Linked DNA regions of Homo sapiens: region 1 is linked to region 2. The links are chromatin contacts, found by Hi-C or POLR2A ChIA-PET in ENCODE. All regions are on one chromosome and are shown on one strand. The core of a region is the stretch at or near the end of the contact, and the rest is flanking DNA. Distances in the headings are between cores, read along the strand shown.

The links. A loop is a pair of places that touch in the nucleus more often than their neighbours do. ChIA-PET counts read pairs that join two places held with the same protein, here RNA polymerase II (POLR2A). Pooled maps may share reads with other maps.
Region 1: a map of gastrocnemius medialis shows a loop between it and region 2 (3-fold over the local background). The contact joins two enhancer-like sites. A Hi-C loop is called at or near these places in 16 of 168 maps with a recorded cell type or tissue (A673, K562, Right ventricle myocardium superior and 9 more) and 16 of 50 pooled maps. POLR2A ChIA-PET finds 5 or more read pairs at or near these places in 2 of 52 experiments (PC-9 and activated T-cell).

Annotation. Positions count from the first base shown.
Region 1 is chr10:4,779,496-4,787,051 of GRCh38, forward strand. No RefSeq gene overlaps it. Among named protein-coding and RNA genes, the nearest start is that of AKR1E2, 43 kb to the right of the region's middle. Within about 2 kb of position 1,461, at least 2 of the 41 ENCODE cell types and tissues checked have a DNase peak (open chromatin) inside an H3K27ac peak, as active enhancers do.
Region 2 is chr10:3,224,957-3,232,301 of GRCh38, forward strand. LINC02668 (long intergenic non-protein coding RNA 2668) reads right to left here. Exons shown (of 3, transcript NR_187504.1): 3 at 7,308-7,345. Among named protein-coding and RNA genes, the nearest start is that of LINC02668, 29 kb to the right of the region's middle. Within about 2 kb of position 2,200, at least 8 of the 41 ENCODE cell types and tissues checked have a DNase peak (open chromatin) inside an H3K27ac peak, as active enhancers do.

The DNA.
Region 1 (7,556 bases), core at 211-2,710, 1.6 Mb after region 2:
TATGCTGTGCCTTGCTTGTCAAAATGTTTCCCATGGATCAGGCACATCAGCATCACAGGTAGCTGGTTAGAAATGCACTCTTGTCTCCACCTGAGATCTACTGAGTAAGAATCTACACTTAGCAAGATTTCCGGGTGGTGTGTGTGCATATGAAAGTTTGAGAAGCACTGTTCCATACAGCCACTGTTATTTGAAACAATATTTTTACCAGTACGTGCTATATAAAATTCAAGCTAAAGTTTAATTTGCTGTTACTGCTTTTGTTATTTATTCATTTCATCTCCTTTTCCAAAATTTTCTCCTCCCTAGCACTGCGGCAATCTGCCTCTGTAATTGGTCTCTGACATCTCCGTTACATCATGGCCCCAAAGAAGCCACCGTTCTTGAGGAAGCATGGGAGGTAGAAAATTATACCATTAATTTTTGCATTATTTAAGTAAGTAGTTAACAAATGACATACATATAATTTTTAAAAACAAACCACTATCCAATAACTCTATCAAGATTTCCAAAACAATTATTTCGAAGGTTAAGTTAAAGGCATTTGCATACACAGAATTTGAAGCCACCAGATAAAAAGATCTAGAAGATGTTCTCAAAAGTTTACAATATCTGAAATGCAAAGCAAGAATTTGTATTTTGACATTGGGCTCTAATGAAAGAGATTGTGCATGTATATATGCATGCGTATTTTAAAAACCCTTATTAAGATTTTAATTTGCCATCAAGGGCAACTTGTCATACGAAGATGAAACTATTTTATGATTCATTAGCCAAGTGTGACTGAGACAGCTGAGATTAATTTAATCTTGGCTTTTATGCATTAGTATTCAAAAGGAATCTGAAGCAGAGAGCAGCACTTGGTTTTATTTTTATAATGAAGGAAATATTTTGCAGCTTCTCTGTTTTGATGATCACAATGAGCTGGTGGATTAAATGATTCTATAGTTTAACACAAATATGGATTAAGAATGAAAGCTATTTCCATGATGTCTTGCTGTCCTTTAGACACATGCTTGAATGACACTGTTATGAGAAGCAGAAGCTGTAACATTTACTCTGGAAAACAAATGTTTACCTCAAGCAGCAACTGACATTTCTAGCTTCTTGCATGAATATCAGGCACTGCTTCAAATCACTTACCAGCCTCAGTCCTTGTATCTTGGTCTTGGGCCTCAGGCCAGTATTAGGTGAGGGGACCTGACCTGACTGAAACCAGGATGCCTTAAGCACACCAACAAGGGGCTCTCCCAAGTCTACATCCTCAACACCTGAGCCCTGATTAAGCACATCGTCACGATGATACACTGCGGTTGCCATTACTATTGATGGCATGTCTATAGAGACCTCTGGCTAAAAAAGACCCTAGGTCTTCCTGTCAGCGGTACTTCTTTCCTCTTCTGCTGCGTGCATATAATCCATCATGACAGTAAGCAGAGCTCTTTAATTCTCTATCCCCTTTCCATTATAACAATGAAACATCCCTCTTAATCTCTTAATTGCTGCAACAACTGTATGAGTCATCATTCTGATATTTCCCCCCATTCACCTCTCCTTCTTCTCTCGATGCAAGTCTATGGAGCCAAATTACACACATTCACACACATATTTTTTTTTTACCATTAACAATGGTTATTATTATTGGCAGTGTATCATATGTCATGCATCCCATAAGCTCCAAGTTTTTTTATTCTAGACATCCCAAGCAATTTGCAGTTAACTCTCAACTACAATACTTTAACATTATTAGTCTGTGTCACAAATTTAGCATTTATATTACATTGTTGTATGATTATATACACATAAGTTCTGACCCCTCAACTGAACTGTAAGTTTCTTAAAGTTAATGATTGTATCTTACTGTACATAATAGGCTCAGAATAAATATTGGAGAATTGTTTGAAAAGCCATAATGAAATATTTTCAGAAGCTGAAAAAGAACAAATAAAAATACACATACAGAACTATAAGATACTCTACCCACACATGAAGAGAATCAGTCAAAAGCAATATTTAAGGGGAAACAAAATTTAGAGCTCTAACTCGGATCTGCAAAAATGTGACCTTATTTCTCTTTAATCTCAAGTTTCTTACATGCATCTCTATCTTTCGATAGCAGTAAAGAACCCTGCTAATAAAAGGAGAGCTTGATAATTTCTTACTTAACTCTTAGTTCTCTTAAGTAAATGATGAATTCAGGATTTCAAACTCAGTAGTTGAAAGTTGAACCTCCATTATGGGCCCCTGACCCCACATCCTTTGTTCTTTCCCTATTCCCTTTCCTATCCGTGAGGAACATGTTCACATAACGTTGTGGGAGCATCGTTATCTTTAGGCATCCATGAAATATGTTCTAATATTCTTCCACAGCAGGATTTACTAGGGATCACCTATCCAACAACATACCCTGGGGGCAGTGGAGAGAGCAGCAGTCCTCCCTAAACACGTGTTTAGGTCATGTGCAGTTATTTCTATAACAAAACACACTATAGAAAAACCATGAGGAAGCAAGCCCCAGAGACCGAAGACAGACTCAAGGTAATGTTTGTGTGCTCACTCTGCCAATGACAGTATTTTCCCTATCCAGCTCTACGACATGGTTTGTTGCCCCTGGTATTAGAATTTCATCACACCTGGGATTTTCCCAAGTACAACTTGATAGCTTAGCTTCTGAGACTAGAGTTCCACACAGGCATTCTGGCACACAGTGAAATCAAGCTTTAGAAGAAAGCTGCCCATGTCACTTGACATGAAACCGAGCTGCTAGTGTGTCTTACCACCCTAGTCAGAAGCAGCTGGAGAGCATGGTTCCCAGGCCCTTCTTCTGGGGGAATGTCTGGCCTTAAAAGTGGCTAAGTGGGTCATATGATCTAATTCTGTGCAGTTGAGGATATTCAAGACCAGCTTCCTAGAGAAGTAAGAAGGGTATTATGGGAATGAACGTCTTCTTCCTCTTTGAGTTGGTAGTTGCTGAGATTGCCAGGTAGAGAAATGAAGAGTGAACAACAGAAATTATTTAGAAAATCCAGTGATCGCTGGATATATCTGGCTGATCAGCAGGTTTCTCAGTCCAAAATTCTGAGCATCTCATGTGGCATTATCTAAACAGCCACACAAAGCCAATAGGTAATGGAAATGGGTCTGGAAGATGACCAGCAAGTAATACCTTACCAAAAACTTTCAGTTCTGATGTTGATGAACAGTTATACACTCCTGTTCTCTCTTCCCTGGTGAGAAGGCCATTCCTAGACTGCTTCTCCACTCCACATATTAACGGCCCCTGGAAAGCCACTGTATTCATCTCTCCTGTGTGAAACCCCAACATTCAAACACTGACCATTGTTTTCAGACCAAACTGAAGTTCCGTTACACAGGTAGGCTGCTCCGTTAGCAGTCATTTGTCTACACCCTATACTTCACAGTAAGTTAATGATACAGCTCAAGAAATGCCTTTTCTGACCGTATCTTTTAATATATGGACCATATCCACCAAGTCAAACTTCAATTTCTATTTCCAAGTGCATATGTGCCACATTTTGGAGCAGTGAAGACATGTTAAAATGTGACTGAGAGGTTAAGTATGGCTAAAAAAATTAATCTTCTACTTTTTTCCTTGTTTCTTATTGAAATGGATTCCGTAAATATTAGCTGGAGAGGTAATTGCTTACTACAGTTAGAAATAAGACAATAAGTAGTTTAGGGAAAGTAATTATATTTATATAGCCTTTGCTTAGATTTCAAAAATTATATGTTTTATAGTTATGACTTTAGAATACAACTGCCTGCATCCTGTTTAGCTCAACGTCCAGATAACACCAGCAAAATGGGTTCTCCTTCATCAGTCTATTGGTAGCTCTCTCTTTTTCTTTAATGTATTCTTAAATACAGCATTGGAATTTCATAAGGACAATATTCTAGGAATGCCCCAAAGAAATATGTGCAATCTGACCTAACATCACATCTTTCGTGAATGACTTGGAAAAGGTAATGTTGTGACTGGTTCATTGTAATTCAGCACATTTAACCTACAGTTACAACAATCATTATTCCCAAAAATGTGTAAGATAGCCAGGGTATCAGAGAGTCTGTCCAGCCTGTTCCCTTAGCTACTGATACCTGTCAGACCTCACATCCTGATCTGAAATTGAAAAGTGTTACAATAACAACTACAGGTTGTCGTGTTGTTAGTTTTGTCCAGGCAAATATATGTATTTATAGCCTCTAGGATCCATGCAGGTACCATAGTCTTGTAACCCCACCCCTCTGTTCACCATTGACTGTGTAGAACAGTGGCTAAGACCACAGGTTATAGAGTTAGAGACTTCCTTCTGATACTTCCTGGTGGAATGACAGTGGACAATATCTGTAGTATCTGTAAAGCCTCAGTTTTATCTGCTTTCAAAATGGTAATAGTATTATCTACCTCATAAGTTGCTTATGAGGATTAAATGAGATAATATATATAAGGCATAACTTACAGTGCCTTGTGGTTAGTAATTACTCGTGAAATGTTAGCTATCATTGCTGTCATTATTTTAATATACAACCAAGATTAACATTATGTGAGGCCCCACTGGCAGGTCAATTCCCTTCAAATATTATTTGGCTATTTCTGAGTTATTGACTCTCATCTTCATAAGAATCAGTACCTAAGGTTTTAACAAATAGAGATATTTTATTTGTATAAATAATCATCTCAAATAAATTTACTACTTGCTGTCTGAATAAATCCTGGTTTTAAAAATGACTGCTGGAAAATTTGCGATTTATACCAATATCAATATAATAGTAACTTTCCCTAAACATCCAAAATGTTGATACTAAAAATATAACTTTTTTGCCATTTGGAGTTTTCAAAAGCAAATCTATTTGGGTAAACGGTGGTCTAAACCTGTTTGGACCAAATAAAATCATAAAAATATTTAAACCATTTACTTCTTCAACGAAGCACATTTGTGAATAAAACATTGGCAAATATTAAATTAGATCTCTTTATATAATTAATGACGAGAGAAAACTAGCAAAATGTTAAGGGAAACATTATTTTTTATATAAATATAGAAAGCCTGAGAAATACATGTTTGGATAGAGTGAGACATTTCACTTTATGTCATAAATACCATGTTTTAATGTTTCAAAATTTCAATTTGAAAGGGGGAAATATGTAATGTTTCTGCCAACAGCACTTACATAAATTTCATGCATGCTTGGTCTATTCCTTCTAAAATGCATTTTAAAAGGAAGATTTAAAAAATACGAAAACAGCATGCTTATTATCCACAGTACCTTATTTATAGGCTTGCTCCACAAGTCACTGTGAGACCACAGCCTGGAAATGATTTTTCTTGTGCTTTTTCTTTATCTACCACAAGGAGGAAGATGTCATCAGCCATATCTATAACATGGCAAGAGGAACAAAAATTAAAAGCTGTGGCTTATGATTAAAGGCATCCTATAAAATATGTGCTTGCTGAAACGCCATCGGCTAACTCCAAATATGTATGGAACTAAGTGTAAAGTTATGGCTGGCAAGTTGCTTTGTGTCATTTTCTTGTCGACGCTCAACATGCAAAGTAGCACCAGCACTCTGTGCAAATAGAACAGCAATGATACGGCAAAATAAGGAAGGGCTGGCTGGATTAGCAACAATGATACCAATACACTAACATACTAATGCACCCGACATTCTAATACCCAGGGGCATGAGGGCGTGGTCAAAATTCCATAGACTCTTGAATCTACTATAAAAGCACACTAACTTAGATTACTTAAGTGGAAAATTATTTTGAATAATGTTTCAATTATAGAATACTGTAAGGATTTACACATTTATAATTTCAAGTACAGATAATCATACTGTGATATTTGTCATTGAGTTACGGTAATGTGATCAAGCTTCTACAAAAGGTGGATTAATTTCATCTTCAGCAGGCAATGCTGACTTTCTGATCGAAGTAAAATAGCTCTTCTAACATACGCATCTGCTTTGGTGGCATAAGCCTAGAAATTATCCTTTCCTGAGTCACCAGTAATTAAAAATAGTAGAGAATATTCGGCCAAAAATAAATAGGAGGAGAATGAAAAATAATGTCTATGTGCAAATATGGTGTAGACCAAAATTGTTTTGGAGAAAAACATAAGGGATGCTTATCTAATATAAGTCTTAACACACTTCCAGGCAAGAAAGGTAATTGTAATTGGAGAGTTAAGACATCTGAATTACTGCTAGAAAGCTCATTCTGCTAAAAGTTGCATATCTAGGGGTTTACTAATATGCCAAAATTATCTTTATCATTAAGTAAGAGATGTAACAAAGAAGAAATGACGTTCAGAACTTAATACTAGCAAGCATGGTGTTTTGAAAAACATGAAAAATGTATAAAGTAAAATAGCAAGAATACACTATACCACTTTCAAGATACATAGCAGCAATTGAACAATGTTTAAATTGATTTTTCAACAAATTTGTCACAATTCTCATTTTAATGGATTTACAGTTTTTCATCTTAAGTGTGCGCCATATTTTTTCTAATCAGTTCTGTTATTTACTGCCTTATATAGCTTAATGCTTTATACATCAGCTTCTGTGCTTTGTATTTTATTGAATACGTACATGGAAAATTAATCCATGATCTTCTAATTGCCAAGTAAAAAAAGTCATGCGTCACTCTTCATACAATTGATTTCTCTGACTCATTTGACAATGTTGAGTATTTAATGACACTCTCTTCTCTTTACATAATAACTCTTACTCATCGTATGTCTTGGAATAACTTTCAGATTCGTATTTACTATCTTCTTCTCTGCCCATTTCATTAATGTTAATAATGTCAGTATCCTATCCTCAGTTCTTCTACTCTTATTAAATAAATTCAGTTTATACTTTGAGTCACTACCATAATCCAGAAAAGCAAAAATTAGTCAAACGTGCAGGAAAATAATGCAGTACATGCCATTATAAATGTGTCTAGGATGATAAAAATGCTGAGAAGTGTCGATAGGGTGGCATCTATCAAGGGCAGTGAAGGCAGGTGGGAGGCATCACGGCCCGTCTTAAGATCTTATTCGTGGGACAGTGAATGCATCTGTGCCTTGGAGACTAGCACAGCCGTCTCAACAGTGAGGAAGCTCAGCCCACAGTGAACTGTGCTCTATTTACTGTACTTCCCACAGTTCAGTGTCCAAACTGAGCACTGTTGCCGTGAAGATGTCAGGGTGAACGAGGAGCCCTGTGATCTCCTGAGGTTCAAGAGAGACTTCAGAAGGTATGGAGCAGCCATTTCAGAAATGGTGGATTATATTTTATTTTCTTGTATTTTACTTATATTTTGGTTAATACTTTAACCAAACCTTTTTTGTACTACCGTACACCCAGTGTTTTTGCAGTAGAGGATGTTGTAGCCAAAACTTGGACCCTTAAAAACAGACCCAAGATAGCCTACACCTCTGGTGTTAACAGCAGCTCTTGGGTAGGGCAGGGTGGCTCACGCCTGTAATCCCAGCACTTTGGGAGGCCAAGGGGGGCAGACCACTTGAGGTCAGGGGTTCAAGACCAG
Region 2 (7,345 bases), core at 950-3,449:
GTGATGATAATGGTGTTTCTGATTGTGTTGACGATGGTAATGATCATTTTGCTGTTAGTAATGGTATTTCTGACAACATTTTTGATGGTGTTGGTGATGGTGTTGATCATGATGGTGTGGGTGTTCATGGTGGTATTGGTCACAGTGATGATGGTGTTGGTGGTGTTTCTGATGGTGTTGGTGATGATTATGGTGATAGTTTTGCTGTTGTTGATAGTGTTTCTGGTGGCATTTTTGATGGTGTTGTGTTTCTGATTGTGTTGGTGATGCTTATGATGCTGGTGATGGTGGTGATGGTGTTTCTGATTGTGATGGTGATGGTTATAATGATGGTGAGGATGATGGTGTTGGTGATGGGTGGTACTTGGCTCCTTTTACAGAGCAGGACCCAGGAACAGAGAAGGTCAGGTGCCCATGAGCATATCAAAAAAGGTATATCCCAGAAGAAGGCTGAAGACTGGGTACATTGATTTCCTAAAGAAGACAGAGTCACTGCTTAGCTCTACGTGCTACTGTTCACAAGCATTCCTCTCCATAAAAATAGTTATGGTAACTTAAAATTGCTTTTCATTTTTTACATTGTATCATTAACTTTGTCGATCTTGTGCCCTGTTCTTCCACTGCAAAGCAGACTCCTTGGAAGATAAGATGGCCCCTTACTCTCTCTAACAACAGACTTCCAAGAGGAATTTCTCTATGATCTTGTTCCAGGAATGTGTTTCCCAAGAAGCAAGTCTGGATTCATCTTATGTACACTCCTGGCCTGTCTCTGGTATGTTTTCCTGGCTGGAGAATCTTTTGACAGCTCAGAGCCCAATCTGTGGCTCATCTCTAATGAATGTGCAGTATTTCTTATTTGCTTCTTGTTTTCCCTACCTTTCTTCGCGTTCTGATTTCATCATTCACTTCATTTTTTTTGACAGTGAGGTCGCTTTTATTATCATCCTCATATTACAAGTAAGAAGGAGCACCAGCATTTCAGTAGCTCTTCCTGTCAAAATGGCAGGAGCAGAATCTCAGCCTGCATTTGTCTGAAAATTATGAAGTAGATCTTTAAAAATATTATATTTCAAGTTTCAACACTAAATTACTATAAGGACACAAATAAGCTTTGGATATTTAATTTTTTTCTCACTTGAAAAGATGAATGTGTCTTCCTCTTTCATAGATGGCCTGTTATGATGAATTCAGCAGAATATAGCAAGTAACTCTAAGCCTCTAATTTTCTTTTGTATTTAACTATAAAAATATTTTAATTAATAAAATAAAAACACTCACGTATAATTTTACCACCCTAACACACTACTAACATTCTTACCTATTCTCTTCCAGATATTGTCCTTATGCCATTAAAATTGCATAAGCATATTCAAAATCAATAATTTATATTTTTGATTTTTACTGTTGAGTTTCTAAAGTCCATATATTGTTATAAGCCTCTTTAAACCCTTCTTGCAAAAGACAAAGAATAAGAGGATAAAGAATGTATGGAACCTGGCCAGGTGCGGTGGCTCACGCTTATAATCCCAGCACTTTGGGAGGCCAAGGCGGGCAGATCACCTGAGGTCAGGAGTTCTAGACCAGCCTGGCCAACATGGTGAAACTCCGTCTCTATTAAAAATACAAAAATTAGCCAGGTGTGGTGGCAGGGTGCCTGTAATCCCAGCTAATCTGGAGGCTGAGGCAGGAGAATTGCTTGAACCCAGGAGGCGGAGGTTGCAGTGAGCCAAGATCACAACATTGCACTCCAGCCTGGGTGACAGAGTGAGACATCGTCTCAAAAAAAAAAAACAAAAACAAAAAAAGAGTATGGGAAACTAACTTCAGTGCTGGAACATAAGACAAGGAAAAAGACGAGTCAGAAGTAGCACAGCCCCTGATCAAATGTGCTGTCCTCACATCCCTGTCATCTGGAAATGCCATTCCTTAACCTGGAAAACCTTCTTCTCCCAGATTCATATTTTGCCTCACCATTTACTTTGATCCCTGCAAAGGTAATGACATTGATTCCATGTTTCTAATTTTTCTAGAAATTCGGGGATCTGCTCAGCAGACCGGAACAACCCAGGAGGCATCTGGGCTCTGGAAGGAAATACAAGCCAGCCAGTTCCAGCAGCTTTTTCCCAAAGCCTGGAGCAGGCTCTGCTCTGTAGCTACTAGCATTTTTACGACAGTAACCTGAGGCCACTCATCTTAGGTCTGATTGATGAGTAGGTCAGAAATCATCCCAGCGTGGAACCCTCCTTGACTCACGCTGTCTGGGTGAACACACAGACCCATTCCACTGTTTCCTGGCCAGCTTGACTTCACTCTTCTTATTTTTCTTGGGCTAAGAAAAGACATTCTTTGCTGGATATAAATATCATGCATTTCAGAAAGTTCATATGTACAAATAACATGGATTCGGGATCATTACAGTTGTTAATTTTAGTAAAATAATTTTTTTCTTTGGCTTGCTTCTTGAATTCTTTAGTGATCTTGGACATACAAACACAGACTTCTTGTTCTAATTATCTCAGGTATGAGGCTTGGAAGTCGCAGTGTCCTGACTATTTCTGGAATTTAGACAGAATACAGCAGCCTGAACGTTCTTTCTGACAAGCCACAAGGAAACAGATGGGATATGTTGTTCCCTCCAGGGTGGGAGTCGCTGGCCCAGCCCCAGAGACAGATGTGCATTGAAAACACAAAAACTTTTTAGGTGGAAAATTTCAGACATATGTAAAAGTAGACAAATTCTATCACTGTGTTCGTATCACCCAGACTTCTGAACTACCAATTCGTGGCTGAAATTCTTTCATCCATGCTCGGCTTAGTCCTAACTCCTCTCTCCCCTGTGATTATTTAAAAGAAAATCCCAGGAAGATTTTTTTTTTGTGCCAAGGATGCATAAGAAGATCACCCAATACAATGATTTATATGGCTCATTTTGAGTTTTCCTATAGCACTGCCCTGGCTTTGCTGAAACCACAAGACCCATTGTGGCTGCATGACTCATCTTCCCCAGAGGCTGTCGTCTCAAGGTTTCTTGTGCTAGGGTTTTTGAAAGTAGCACATTGTTTCCAAAAAGCAAAATTCTGTCATTTGTCACCTACATTTAAGCATATCTATTGTGGCCAGGCGTGGTGGCTCACGCCTGTCATCCTAGCACCTTGGGAAGCTGGAGTAGGCAGATCACCTGAGGTCAGGAGTTCAAGATCAGCCTGGCCAACATGGAGAAACCCCACCTCTACTAAAAGTACAAAAATTAGCTGGGTGTGGTGGCACATGCCTGTAATCCCAGCTACTCAGGAGGCTTAGGCAGGGGAATCACTTGAATCAGGGAGGTGGAGGTTGCAGTGAGCTGAGATCGTACCACGGCACTCCAGCCTGGGTGACAGAGCAAGACTCTGTCTCAAAACAAAACAAAACAAACAAACAAAACGAATATCTGTCGTGAGAATTAAGGGGCCTATCTAGAGGCTCAGGGAATATTTGTCTCCCTAAGAAGTACTGACCTACGTAACTCTTTCAACAGCGAGCTTCATGCCTGCCTGTGTGTACGTATGGGTTTCTACACATCAGGCCGTGAATCCACATGTGTGTCATTCATGGACTAAAGCAGTGATTGAACACCTACTCTGTTCCAGGTACCGTGGTAGACAAGGCCAGGAGGGCCTCTGTTCCTGTGGGCTTCCGTTCTAGTGGCGAGCCACGTGCAGCGTGGTTGCTGGAGACGCGGGACGCTTTCCTGACTTGCATAAGAAATGGGCACGAGGTAGAAACACAGTGTTAAGAAGGCCTATGGGGATGAGGTCTTGTTGTCCTCCCACAGGTGTTCTGTCTGTTCAGAGTTCTGTCTCAGCCAGATGTGGGACCCCAACCAAAGTGTGCCCCCATCACGGGGGAGGCACCTGGGATAAGAGTAGGTTCACTTTTAAAGACATATTTGGTTAGAATTCAGGCCAGAGAAACAGGTGCCTCGTTGACAGGTGACCCAGGTCTGTGGTGTGCGAGCCATCTGCCTGGCAGGAGAGACAAACTTCAGCCAATGCTCTGGTGACTCTGCCTCCCCGCCCCTCCTTTCTGGGAATTGGGTTCGTCTCCAGGGTGTCTCACCTGCAGGAAGGGCCAGCCTGTGCTTTCCTGTCATTTGTCACCTGGCCTCTGCTGGAAGTATCTTCTCTATGGGGGTCCTCTCTGGCCAGGCCATTGGTCAACACCACTATCTTTTGTTCTTGTCAAAAGGCTTTTCCACATCTCTCTCTCGACTCCTTCCCAGTCTAGCCTCTATTTGGGGTATGGAGGAAATGACTCCACAGCTTCCCTCTCCACCTGGGCACGGAGAATATCTTGGGGACTGCGTCTGGACAGACCAGCCACCCATGTGGGTGCTTCTGTGCTGTGCAGGGCCTCCCCGGGGCCTTCCCTGGGATGGTAGCCTTGCTTTCTCTGTGCCTGGATTCCCACACCTGTCGGGGATCCCATCATTTTCTCTGGTCCTCAGGGGTGGGCAACGGGGCCGAAGTCCCTTCTCAGGAACCCAGCGGCATTGAGTGTCCTTTTCCCACTTAGGATACTCTTTCTCCGTTTCCTCCCATTTAGAGAAACACAGCTAGTCTGGAGGTGGGGGGGAGACTGGGTTTCTCAGATAAAAACATCCTTCCAAACCCACTGTCTCTGCCTGCACCTCAGCACATGGAACTCCGGGGCTGGGAATTTGTGCCATTGTGTCTCTCTGGGCTGTGGGCTGCATCATCTACTCCTGATGGGGTTGAGACACACACACGGGGTTGGGAGCAGGTGCATAAGATACAAAAAGGTGGGGAAAAATTGCTGATGTATCAGAACATTCCTCACAATTCTTCTCCGGACACCTACACTCAAAGTGTAGCGCTTGGGGAAAATTATAAAATAAGTAAAGGGGGTCTTTCTATTTCCCTAACAGGGCAAGGCTCTGTGCTAGGTTTTGTGGCAACTGAAAGATGAATCAGAGGCATTTCCAGCTCTCCAGAGTGTCACTGAGTGGAGACAGACTCGTGCATGGAATCACACCCAAGGCAGACAGTGTAAGTGATGTCATGGAAATACAACCATGCAGACAGATGCAGTTTCACCCTCATAGCTCTGCTATGAGGTAGGCAGACCCTGCCCTATATGAAGAAGATGAGGCATAGAGAAGATGAGTAATTCACCTGTGCCACAGCAAACAACGAAAGAAGGTGAGTGCCCACCCTAGGTCAGGGGCAGAGCCTCTCTGTGGGGATGGTTGGTTGGGGGTGGGGGTCACAAAGCCCACGTCTGATGGAGACGTGCTGTTGGGATGATGTTGAGAAAGGGTGGGAGTGCAGAGAAGCCCCAACATAGTAGGCACCTGCAAGGGGCATTATTTAAGATTCCAGGGTCAACTTGGTGACAGCCCCATTTGGATTTGCACCTGTGCTGCCTCTGAGCTCTGTCTTCTCCTCTGCAGATAGAGTAACCAGGGCACCTGTTGATTGGGGGCCTCACCAGCAGGAGCTCCTGGCAGCGGCTGCAGGGTGTAGCAGCACAGGACAGACGCTGGAGGTGCAGGCGCAGAGGTCCTGGGGTAGGTCCTGTGGATCACACAGCACTTACAGAATATTCCAAAAACAAAACAAGAGAGAAGGCTGGTGATACCATGTCAAGTTAGAAACAAGAGAGAAGGCTGGTGATACCATGTCAAGTTAGAAACAAGAGAGAAGGCTGGTGATAACATGTCAAGTTAGAAACAAGAGAGAAGGCTGGTGATACCATGTCAAGCTAGAAACAAGAGAGAAGGCTGGTGATAACATGTCAAGTTAGAAACAAGAGAGAAGGCTGGTGATACCATGTCAAGCTAGAAACGAGAGAAGGCTGGTGATACCATGTCAAGTTAGAAACAAGAGAGAAGGCTGGTGGTACCATGTCAAGTTAGAAACAAGAGAGAAGGCTGGTGATACCATGTCAAGTTAGAAACAAGAGAGAAGGCTGGTGGTACCATGTCAAGTTAGAAACAAGAGAGAAGGCTGGTGATGCCATGTCAAGTTAGAAAAAAAAATATAGCACAATAGGATCCAGGTTCTATTTGAAAAAAAAAGAAAAATCAAAAAACAACTTAGGAACAATATTAACAGTAACTTTTCTCTGGCTGATAAAACTCTTGAGTGCTGCTTCCTTCCTTATTCATTTTATATTTCCCCCATTTCATTCCATAGACACTGCAATGTTATAACCCAGGTGTGGAATGGTCATTGAGTTAAAAGACACAGCACATTTCCTGGCAGGTGCCTCCTGACCCCCTCCCTTGTGTCTTCACCTCCCTGAAAAGTGGATGTTTTTGTACAGGTTGTGCATATCGGCGGCTCTGTGGCCAATCCAGTACTATCCTATCACGTGCTGGGGACACGATGTGGTCAGACGTATCGTCGTTCTCATGGTCTCAAGTTCACATTGTCTCTCACACAGGTACTTGGATCTGCTATAGACGGCCACGGGCCTCCTGGATTTGGTATACAGGGGTCCAGACACCTTGGATTTGATATAGAGGGTTTTGGGCCTCCTGGATTTGGTAAAGAAGGATTCAGAGTGCCTGGATTTGGTATAGAAGGATTCAGGGCTCCTGAGTTTGGTATAGAGGAGGCATGGCTCCTGGATTTGGTATAGAGGGATTCAGGGCTCCTGGATTTGGTATAGAGGATTCAGGGCTCCTGGGTTTGGTATAGAGGGATTCAGGGTTCCTGGATTTGGTATAGAGGGATTCAGGGTTCCTGGATTTGGTATAGAGGGATTCAGGGCTCCTGGGTTTGGTATAGAGGGATTCAGGGCTCCTGGGTTTGATAGAGGATTCAGGGCTCCTGGATTTGGTATGCAGGGATTCAGGGCTCCTGGATTTGGTATAGAGGATTCAGGGCTCCTGGATTTTGTGTAGAGGGATTCAGGGCTCCTGGATTTCGTATAGAGGGATTCAGGGCTCCTGGATTTGGTGTAGAGGGATTCAGGGCTCCTGGGTTTGGTATAGAGGATGCAGCGCTCCTGGATTTGGTATCAAATTTCCTGGATTTGGTATCAAATTTCCTGTCTCTTAGACTCTCTTTTTCTTTTTCCATTCTTCCAGCTTGCCTGGCTGCCTCTTCCCTGTATCTTACTCCAACAGGGGTCAGTGCTGGCCATGGTTATGTGGAGAGTTTCAAAAGCAGACATTGTCTCACAGATGACCTCTCTTTCTTACCCTAGAAGGACTCCGTGTAACATGAGGCATTCCTTTTAACATGTGGCATTCCTTTTAACACATGTTGAGGTGGTCAAAGAATACTTTTTGAAATAACTCATTTAATACAATATTTTATTTGGCAGACGCATGTTG